Linked DNA regions of Homo sapiens: region 2 is linked to region 1. Evidence: chromatin contacts called from ENCODE Hi-C or POLR2A ChIA-PET data. All regions are on one chromosome and are shown on one strand. Each heading gives the region's core, a stretch centred on a gene start or an enhancer-like site at or near the end of the contact. The rest is flanking DNA. Distances are from core to core; before and after follow the strand shown.

Region 1 (5,172 bases), core at 2,214-4,713:
TGCCATTGAAAAGCTAGTTTGTTACTTGCAGCTGCCAAGAGGGGGCACCAGGCCACCAGGGGCCATCTAAGAAGCAGCAGGGCCAGTTGGGAGGCAGAGGAAGTGAGGGGAAAATGCAGGCAAGAATATTATGGTTTATTCGGGAAGGAATAGGTGAGGGAGGATAAACAGTCCTAGGATTGGCTAATTTGACATTTTCCAGCAGTCTCTGGGACATAGGGCTGGCCCTAGTGTCTGGTACCTGCACTGGGGTGATTAGGGCAGGTGGACAGTGGCCCCAGTATGAGAGACCACAGAGGGGGTATTAGGGGTGTGGCTCTGGATTGGTTGGTTTGCATATATATGAAAGGCTCTCTGGAAGGTGATCATTTACTCTCTCTAGGAATATGGCAGCCCTGAGAGGAGTAAAGTCTCTCCAGGGCCAGTAAGGCACAAGATGTCAAAGCATCAGAAACACAGAAAATAAAGTGGTGGGATGAATCCAGCTTCCTTTCCCAAGGCTGAGAACAACTTATCCGTGGGAGCTTTCTGGTTACTTCAGACCATCAGTGTCAGCCACGATCCAACAAATATGCTAATTTTCAGCTTCAATAAAGGACAGAGAGAAGTAGAGGAATCTGAAAAAGTAGGAAGGGGATCGCTCTTTCTTTTAACCTCCAGGTCAGTAAGTCTGATTCATGAAGTTCTCGCCGATTGCACAAAGCTTCCAGTTGGGTTTTAGAACCAGAATGCGGTTTGGACCTTTTCCCTGGGATGGCTCAGTGATGATGAAGTTTTATGTTGGAACTGTCTCCAGGCTTCTCCCCTGTGCTCACCAGAGACCTGGCTGGCATACACTTCAGGGAATTGGGTATGTTCTTGGGCTTGTGAAGACAGCGCATTAGGAGGGATTATGATGTAGTGGGGAGGAAGGAACGAGGGATTTAGAGCGAGACCCAGTTCATACCCTGATGCTGCTGCTTCCATTTCTCCTGATAGTAGCCTCGCTTCTTGGCATCGTAGGAATTTGCCTAGCCTACCTGATGAGGGGGATGAACGTCTATTGCAGTTTCCCCATGATGGTACCATTTTATGCCTGATGTCCTCACATCCCATACGCTTTAGCATTGATCCTGAACAAGTGTACCCATTTAGAAGATAAATTATATGGTGCCCTATTTATGGAGGCTTCTGGACCCCAGAAGGATTTTCCAAACGGAGCCTTCCTTTCCAGGCTCCATGTGTTCTGCAGAACCTTGCAGATGCAAGCATCCGCCAGCCCTAGTTTGAATCCTGGCTTCTCGTCATACCAGCTGTGTGACTGTGGGCATGTGACTAAGTTCTTAAAGTCAGTGATGTACAGCATGGGGACACTCCGGCTTGCCCTGAGTATTCCCCCAGTTAATCTACACCTAGCCCCTGAAACTGGAAGTGAGCTAGATAAATATTAGTTTCCCTTCGCTCCTCATGTCTTAGCCTGACACCAGAGTAGGCAAATTTCGTGCTGTTATTTAGAACAACTCTCTACCAAAACAAAGAAGAAACCTGCCCAAGAAGTTTCAAAAATGAAGATGGTCATGATTATTGAAGACATCTTTTAAATTCAAGTCAACAGCTTCCAGGAACCCAGACCGACTGGGAGCTTCAAGTGGTACATTTTTTCCCCTCCTGATTTAAAAAGAAATCCAATCCTTTGGTTTTGTTCTCAGCTTTAATGTGACTTATCTGGCCCGGGACAGCTGCCCAAGACCCATTAGAAGCACTGACGGCTGGAGCCCAGTGCAGAATGCTGTCTATAAAGTATTACTTACTCATTGCCTTCCCACCCAAGGAGAGGCCAGGGAGCAGGAGCTGGGAGAGGAGGAGATTCTGAAGTGTTTGAGAGCTTTGGCAGGGATATTAGATCTTCTTGTCTTTTGTTTTTTAAAAACTTTTCTTTAAACGTTACCTTTTTAAGCCACAGTCTTTTTCCCAAAAGAAATATATCTTACAATCACAGTTTGAAAAACTGATGAAAAGGTAAAACTTCTCCAAACAGAGCATAAGAGGTGGTTGAGAGACCTCTTTAGAGGCTCCTGGGAACCCCTCTGGAGTGGAAACCAGTGATCAAGCCCGACCTCCTCACTTCACAGGTGAGGAGGCATGGGGCATGGGGCATGGGGCATGGGGCAGCCTGCTTGCTGGCAGGAGTCAAGAAGTCTTTCCTGCTTGAAGTCAGCACCCCAAAGTGAACGGCAGATCCTCAATGCTGGGAGGCGAGGCACAATTGAAAAAGTTCTCCAGTGAATGTCAAAGCTGCAAAAGGGAGATAACTCATGAGGACAGACTTGGAAAGGGCTCAAGTTCAAGGGCACTCTGCAGACAGGAAAGTCCAGGTGGGAGGCAAATGAGCTGGGGAAGAAAGGAAGGCGAGCATCGCAGACTGCAGACAGCAGGAGAGAAGATGGAGGAATAAGGGTTGATCGAGCAAGTTCTCTTGATTCTTAGCAAGCAACTGTGAGTGAGCTTAGTTCATTCATGATGCAAAGGGAGAGTCGCAAGTTCTATGGGGGGGCTGGTACCTGGCAGGGTTCAGCTGGGGGAACAGCACCACCATAAGAAGCAGTGCTCCGTGTGTCATTTAAAAAAAAAAATTCCCATATGTCTCAATCAGGACCATATATTTGGCTGCTGACACCCCAGTCATGCAACCTGTTTTGCTGTCTTGTTCAATGAAGTCAAAGGCTATGATCCTATTTCAGGAGTAATTACTCTAATCTCATAAAATAAAATAGAGAATTGTCATGACTTACTCATTTTAATTCAACTTTACTTCATTGTATGTTCCTTTTAACAGGAGTATGTCATATTTCTCTTGGGAGCCAGAGATATAATTATGTCTGGAAACACATCCCCTGTGCCTCAGCCACCTCAATCTTTTGGCAAATGTTGAGTACAAAAATTTCAGGTTACAAAGTATGGCAAGTAAGATTGTTTTGACATCCAGTAATCCATTTTCTAGATAGACCCAAGATACTAACCCGTTGAACAAATTTCTAATTGGAAATTACACAAGGAAAAAAGGCCTAATTTTATAACTGGAGATTTGGAAACGTAACCTAACCAACTCCAGACCGATCTAAAGCCATGCGTGCAGTGGAGCCGAACTGCAAACTCATGCTTCTCTCCAGCCAGTCGGGGAGTTCCCGGGGAGGCGACGAGATTGCAGTTCAACCACCAGAGGGCACCAGAACCAATACTTTGCCCTTTGTAGTCTCCCCTAAAAAGCCAATTTCCTGTTGCCAGATTGAAATAAAACAAAGAAAAGTACCATTAGCAGATTTCTTCCCTGGCAGTAAGCATTAGACCAAAATAAGATTAATATGGACAGCCGTAAAGGACACCCCTCGCAGTGGCTGCCAGCCAGCCTTGCATCTTTCTACCCTCGGAGGAAGGAACGACGAGGCTTAAGGATGTGTGGCTTGTGTCAAGCGTCCCTGACATGGAAGCCAAATTCCCGAGACCCTGGACAGAAGCCTGGATGATTCATTCATGTAGCAGGAGGACAGTTGCCTTGAGAAAGCAGGCTCCATTGGGGTCTGCGTGCCTAGCTCTGGTCCTGGCCATGAACAGGAGAAAAGATCAAAATAGACTCCCACACTCGGCCAAGCTGAGTTCCAAAAGAAAGGCTCTGCCTTCAATGCCCACAAGCAGATGGAGGGGACGGCAGCCACCTGGGATGCTTTGCCCAGTCACAAGGCCGAGCCACCACCGTACCTGGAGAGGAAGCGCCAAAACAAACTTGGAGGTGGGAAGAAACAATCTAATCCGAAGAAACACGCCCCGAGAATAGGCTTATGTGCATGAGTGGTGACTCCAGGCAGACTATTTAAAGCAATGCATGAGTCTGCCAGGAGAGGAAACAAAGGGACATTGGAACAGAATTCCTGATGCCTTTAAAGTGTCTCATAGCAGGGCCATGTCACTATAGAACACCAAACATTTCAGCTGAGTCCCCAATGCCAGGCATCAGCGGACCAATCTCACAGGCCTGTCAGCTTGAGAAAGGCAATTTTATGCCCCAGATAGCTCCTGTCCCCGCCTGCCACAGGGTCATCTGTCCTGGAAGGCCACCTGCATCCCATCTTCATCCGGTCAGCCCATTCTGTAGTAGGGCTGGCTGGCCCGCTGGCTGATTTATGTGGCCAGTCTTTGCCATTAAGGAAGTTTGGAGGCTGGAGGGAAGTCTGAAGGGAACAGTGGTGATTTTCGCAGTTTTTGGCAAGGCAGACCCTACTATAGCAGTGCTCTCAGTGTATGGGGGAGTCTCCCAGGCCCAACAGAGCCAGCCAGGACATGCCCCCTCCATGGAGGGACTAGCACAGCAGTATCCTGGCCTCTACCCAGAAGTCTTACAAAGGACAGTTCTGTTGAAATGTCTGGAATTGGGATCCATGGGTTCCTCCCACTCCTGACCCTATTCCCTAGTTGTCCCTCTGCCCAGTCCATTCCCCAGGACCTGAGGACTCAGGGACAGGTGCTGCATCGCTTGTCATCCAGCTTCAGAGATGAATCTGAACAGAGAGAACGTCTAGAGAAGTCTGGTAGATTCGAGATCACCCCTGCAGGACAGACTGGTGGCCAGTAGGAGACAGAAGCACGAGGCAGGTACAGGGATGGCTGAGAGGGTTGGGGTGACAGAGCCTGAGTGGACAGCATGGGGTGAAGACCAGAATAGACAAGAAAAAGGTTATCACTGCCTTCAGGAAGGTCTAAGCCAATGTAGTGTCACCAGGTGGGAGCCTCATGACAGATCAGAGAGGGAATGTGCTGCCAAGATGCCAGCAACTAAACAAGTTTGTCGACTAAAGACAAGGAAAAGTCTAGAAGGTAGCCAGAAAAGGAGGTGTGGGGAATGTGTGCGTGTGTGTGTGCGCGTATATATGTCTGTGTGCGTGTCTTTGTCTTTGTTTCTGTGTCTGTGTCCCTGTGTATGTGTGTGCATGTGTGTCTGTGTGTATATCTGTGTCTGTGTCTTTTTGTGTCTGCCTCTGTGTGTTGTGTGTGTGTGTGTGTCTAAAGAGACCTTGCCTGTTTGAAGGCAGAGGGGAAGGAGCCTGTGGGAAAACAATGAGGGACTAACGGCGGAGTGATGTTCCAGAGTGGTGAGCACCCCTCGTGAGGATTCAGAGTTTGTCAATACGGAAGGCCCTG
Region 2 (4,935 bases), core at 1,601-4,100, 350 kb after region 1:
ATCCTGCTGCGCTCTCCCTCTGTGAGCTTGCTTTCTTATCTTTAAATAGCACTGCATCATTACTGGCACTGGGTTTGCAACACAGCATAACACGGAGAGCTTTATAGCTTGTCCCAGAGCCTGCGGGCATTTCGGCAGATAAGGGAGAAATGCAGAAATAAACTAAATGGCCCCCTTTCAAAGATACTTATGAGAATCACAGAAATGTCTAGGAATACTACAGACACTGCAGCTGATACAACTCAACATTTTTGACAGAATAGGCAGCTGAGCTCTGTCTAATGAGGTGGATTCCAATGTCATGCTGTGAGATCGAGGGTGCAGGGTTACTTATCAGCTGTGTGTACCTGGGCACATTATTAAGCCTCAGTTTCCCTACCAGTGAACGCCAGTGAACAGGGATATGATGTGCATTCCCCTTGTTGTCTATCTTGAAGTGATGCCAGTGATGCAAGGGGGCTCAAGTGATGCATATAAACTAGCTACGCCAGTACCTGGCACTAAAGGATATTAATATGTACCATTTCCCTCCAAGTCAGGACTTGGGGCCAGCTCTCCTGACCTGCAGCAGGCACCTGTCTGCTCCGCATGCTGCCTCTTCCCCACAGGTGGGACAGGTTCAACACTGATCCAATCATGCAGGCTGGACCCCCTCTCCCTCCCTCCATTGCTAAGGACCCTGCCAGCGTCCAGATACTGATGACCTGGTAAACAACAAACATCTGAGATAAAGACCCTTAATATTAATATTTAAAAATCTGAAAAAAAAATGATAAAAGGTGAGGTCTATACACTGCAATTTTTAAGCTGCTTTTGTTACAGCACAGGAGATAGGAAACAAAATTCTCATTTCCAGAGTCTTCACAGTCTGGGCCTGAATGCTCATTAAATATGTGGCATTAAAATGGTAAATAGAGAGATCTCCTGAACACATACAGGTCATTCAGCCAGTAATGAGAAATATATTAAACACAGTTGTTTCTACAAAACAGAGTGCAAGGTAAGATTCCCAAAACTTCTTTTATCTAGCTTAAGTAGAAAGCTATCCTCAGCAATCCTCTGAGGTCTGGAACATGTTTGACCCTATTTGCCAGGCTATGAAATGTCAGAGGACCTCTGTCAATATCAGTTCCCCCAACACCCCCATAGGAAGATACAAGACATTCCTTCTGAAAGCTGAAGAAAATTACATAGGTTTTTATAAATCAGGATCAGAACTTAAAAGTGGAAGGTTAAAATTCAATTAGAAATTTTGGGGCTGGGCGCGGTGTGGTTCACGCCTGTAATCCCAGCACTTTGGGAGGTCGAGGCAGGTGGATCACGATGTCAAAAGATCGAGACCGTACGGGCTAACACAGTGAAATCCCGTCTCTACAAAAAATAAAAAAAAAATTAGCCGGGCGTGGTGGCGGGTGCCTGTAGTCCCAGCTACTCGGGAGGCTGAGGCAGGAGAATGGCGTGAACCCAGGAGGTGGAGCTTGCAGTGACCCCAGATCACGCCACTGCACTCCAGCCTGGGTGACAGAGCGAGACTCTGTCTCAAAAAAAAAAAAAAAAAAAAAAAAGAAAGAAATTTTGGAAGGCAGTGGGGTCGGGGGGGTGGGGTAGACAAAACCCACAGTGCCTGCTCCTTTACATTTCTCTGAAGTTTGCCATGACCCTAAGCTCCTACTTGGCTTTCACAAAACAGCGTTGTTTTCACAGCTCCTGTGAGTTTCGTCAGACAGTAGCTGGGAATGCAAGAGCTGAGCCAGGCTTATGAACCACAGGCATGGATTCTAAGATTATTTCCCATTTTTAACTTGAAATGTAGAAATTGGAGACAGGCAAGGTATACTTTTCAAATATTCCTTTTAGCTACATTCAATGTAAATGAGACGCATGCACATATATAATACATGCATTCTTAACACTAGTCACATAACATATACGTACATGAAAATATTCATGACACTAGAGGGAAAAACAGAACTTCTTCATATGAATGATGAATTCCTGATTGTTTGTACACAATCCTGTACACAATCAGGAATTCAAGGCCTGCTTTCAGAATAGGAGTAGGAACGACTAGACCAGAGTAAACCATCAACACATAAAGTTTTTTTAAAAAAAACAAAAAAAACCCAAAAATTGTCTTTCAAAGGAATCAACATTTTGCCTTATTTCCATCCCAGCCCTGGTGATTAAAGGAATTTTGTTTGATTTTATTCTGTAACTCAAAATGACTTTTTTTAAATGTCATCCTAACAAACCATATGTGCCTGTCTGCAGTAACACTGTAGCAAGAGTTCATATTTTCTCTAATCTGAATAACTTATATTGTGTTACCCCATAGTTGCCTTGTGTAGGGACAATAAAAGGTGCTTTATCTACCACATCCCCCGCCAGGTAATGACCTCCAACACCAGTAAGGAGGGAGCTCTCCAACCCTGCTGATGGTTAACACGAACCAGGGCAGCCACCCCGTGCTGGGTGCCCATGGCGTGGCCAGCCCAGTGGAGCCACATCAGGAAGGTGTTATTAATATTATCCTCCCCTCCACCTGAGGACACTAAAACTCAGAGAAGAGAAACAGGCCTGGCGCTGGCTTCTGACTGGAGAGCTGGGTCTCAAACCCACGTCTGTCAACTCACAAAACCCCACCATCCCCCATCACTCTTATCAGAACCATATTATTGACAACGTGATAGTTATCGGAGCATAATGAAATCCTCAATGCTTCCCTCTAAGGCCTCTGATAATCTCAGAAAAATGAGCAACAACTCGGAGCAAATGCCACAAGGCCACTCCACTGGCTTTACCTCCAGCAGAGCCATAAGAGTGGCCAAGGCCGACACAAAGGTTTAATTCAGCAGCAGAACTCTGCCACCAACAGGACAGATGACACCAGAAAGGCACTCCTCCTCTGAGAGAAACACTGCAAATACACCACGTTATGGAAAGGAATCCTCCACTCAGAAATGGACAAAAGAATCCACTCATTACTATAAAGGAAGCAACCTGATTGGCATTTTCACAGCAGGCAGCACCAGTCTACATTTTTATAAAATGACAAGGGGACACACTATGTATTTCCTCGTGCTGGTGGCCCTTTGTGGGGCAAACAGAGGGCTAATCCTCCACTCAGAAATGGACAAAAGAATCCACTGATTACTATGAAGGAAGCAACCTGACTGGCATTTTCACAGCAGGCAGCACCAGTCTACATTTTTATAAAATGACAAGGGAACACATTATGTATTTCCTTGTGCTAGTGGCCCTTTGTGGGACAAACAGAGGGCTTCTATAAAGCTTAGGAAGTATGATTTTAATCACCGGGCAAATTCATAGGTGGAGGCTTGAGCATTTCCTTTATCTCTGTACCAGAATTTCCCAGGTATACACTCCCCAGCATGTCATCAGCCCAGCAGCTGCAAGACTGCACGCTCTGTCCTTAGCTAGATCGGGGCCCTCTGGGACTAGGTATAGGTATGTCATTGCTCCAGTCCCCTTCTGGATGTTCCAAATCTAGTCCAGGCCACAACACCTCTCCCCTGGATTCCCTGGGAAGCCCCCTAAATTTGGGTCCCTGCCTCTATTCTTGACCCTTCCAGTACAATGAGCACTGAACCAATGTCCATCAGCAATGCAAGCAAAATATAAATCTGATCAGGTCACATCCCTGCTTGAAATGCTAAGTCTAGGAGCCTTAACATAACCTACAAAGCCTCCATCTCACCTGCCTGACTCATCATCCTCGCCTCTCTCCACTCCTGCCTGCCCCCACCTGCTCAGCTGTAGCCACCCTCCCCTTTTAGGGGGTTCTACGGTGGTTTCCTGAGCTTCCTCCCTTTGGGAGGTTAGCAAAGATGAACACAGCTGATTCGAAGTCAGGCTCCTCAGGCACAGCTGCCTCTGCTCGGCCAGATTTCTATGGCTCTACCAGAATGAAGAGTGACTTTTGCTGTAATCATGTAACACAGACAAAAGACATCCTCCACCCTTCTTCTGTCCCTAACTACCAACACTGGAGTTAGGGGATTGTCAATTTTTACTTTGCTTTTTTCTGTATTTTGTTTGGTTATTTTTAACAAACACGCATTATTTTAAATATATTTTTCTGATTACAGAGTTGATAGAATGTTGATAGGATTATCAACATTCCTAATAATCCTAAAGTTGATAGGATTATCTTGATTGTATCAGCCCAATTTTTTTCCCTGCCAGCAAAACAGAGTTTTGGTTCATTAAGTATTACGTCTCCCAAAATATGTAACTGAGGGTACTGACAGAAATGTATCTGAGGGTCTCCTGTATGGGGCGGGGGTCGGGGGAGGGGTTGGGAGGGAAGAGACAGATAATAAGGAATCCTATTGTGGCCAAATTATCCTCTCCTCCCAAGTCCAGCCCTAGACTATGCATGCAGTCAAAGACTACAGAAAACAATCTCTCAGTTTTCTAACAGAATAACACAAGTTTAATCTGTATTGTTAAATGGCCAAGTATATTAAGTGATCAAAAATAAGTACAAGCATTTTCGTTTGAAGGATTATATCAGGTAAAATAAAGGCAAGGCACTGAGGACCCAGAATGTCCAGGCATGGGCCTTAGGCTGGATGATTCATCCAGGGTGGCTGAAATGAGCCAGCGTGGTCCCGGCAGGGCTCCAGGCATCCTGGTGATTGCCAGCCACACAGTGCCTAACCCTGTCAGGGACTGAATGTTTGCGTCCCCCTAAAATTCATGTGTTGAAATCCTAATCCCCAAGATGGCGGTATTGGAAGGTGGAGCCTTTACGAGGTGATCAGGTCATGAGGATGGCGCCCTTGTGAATGAAATTAGTACTCTTATAAAAGGCACAACAGAGCTTGCTTTCTCTCTCTCTCATCATGTAAGGATATAACAAGGTGACGGCCATCTGCAGACCAGGAAGCAGGTCCCCACCAGACCAGATAT

The links. Hi-C counts contacts between places; a loop is a spot of excess contacts on that map. ChIA-PET counts read pairs that join two places held with the same protein, here RNA polymerase II (POLR2A). Pooled maps may share reads with other maps.
Region 2: a map of mammary epithelial cell shows a loop between it and region 1 (6-fold over the local background). The contact joins two enhancer-like sites. A Hi-C loop is called at or near these places in 4 of 168 maps with a recorded cell type or tissue (A673, endothelial cell of umbilical vein, mammary epithelial cell and 1 more), 1 of 37 single-sample maps with no recorded cell type and 16 of 50 pooled maps. POLR2A ChIA-PET finds 5 or more read pairs at or near these places in 2 of 52 experiments (HepG2 and activated CD4-positive, alpha-beta T cell).

Annotation. Positions count from the first base shown.
Region 1 is chr18:58,492,009-58,497,180 of GRCh38, reverse strand. All of the region lies in intron 12 of ALPK2 (alpha kinase 2), which reads left to right. Among named protein-coding and RNA genes, the nearest start is that of MIR3591, 43 kb to the right of the region's middle. RefSeq lists a silencer at 3,163-3,212 and enhancers at 2,989-3,488, 3,489-3,990. Within about 2 kb of position 3,463, at least 11 of the 41 ENCODE cell types and tissues checked have a DNase peak (open chromatin) inside an H3K27ac peak, as active enhancers do.
Region 2 is chr18:58,138,671-58,143,605 of GRCh38, reverse strand. The region is part of intron 1 of NEDD4L (NEDD4 like E3 ubiquitin protein ligase); the gene reads right to left. Among named protein-coding and RNA genes, the nearest start is that of NEDD4L, 97 kb to the right of the region's middle. Within about 2 kb of position 2,850, at least 2 of the 41 ENCODE cell types and tissues checked have a DNase peak (open chromatin) inside an H3K27ac peak, as active enhancers do.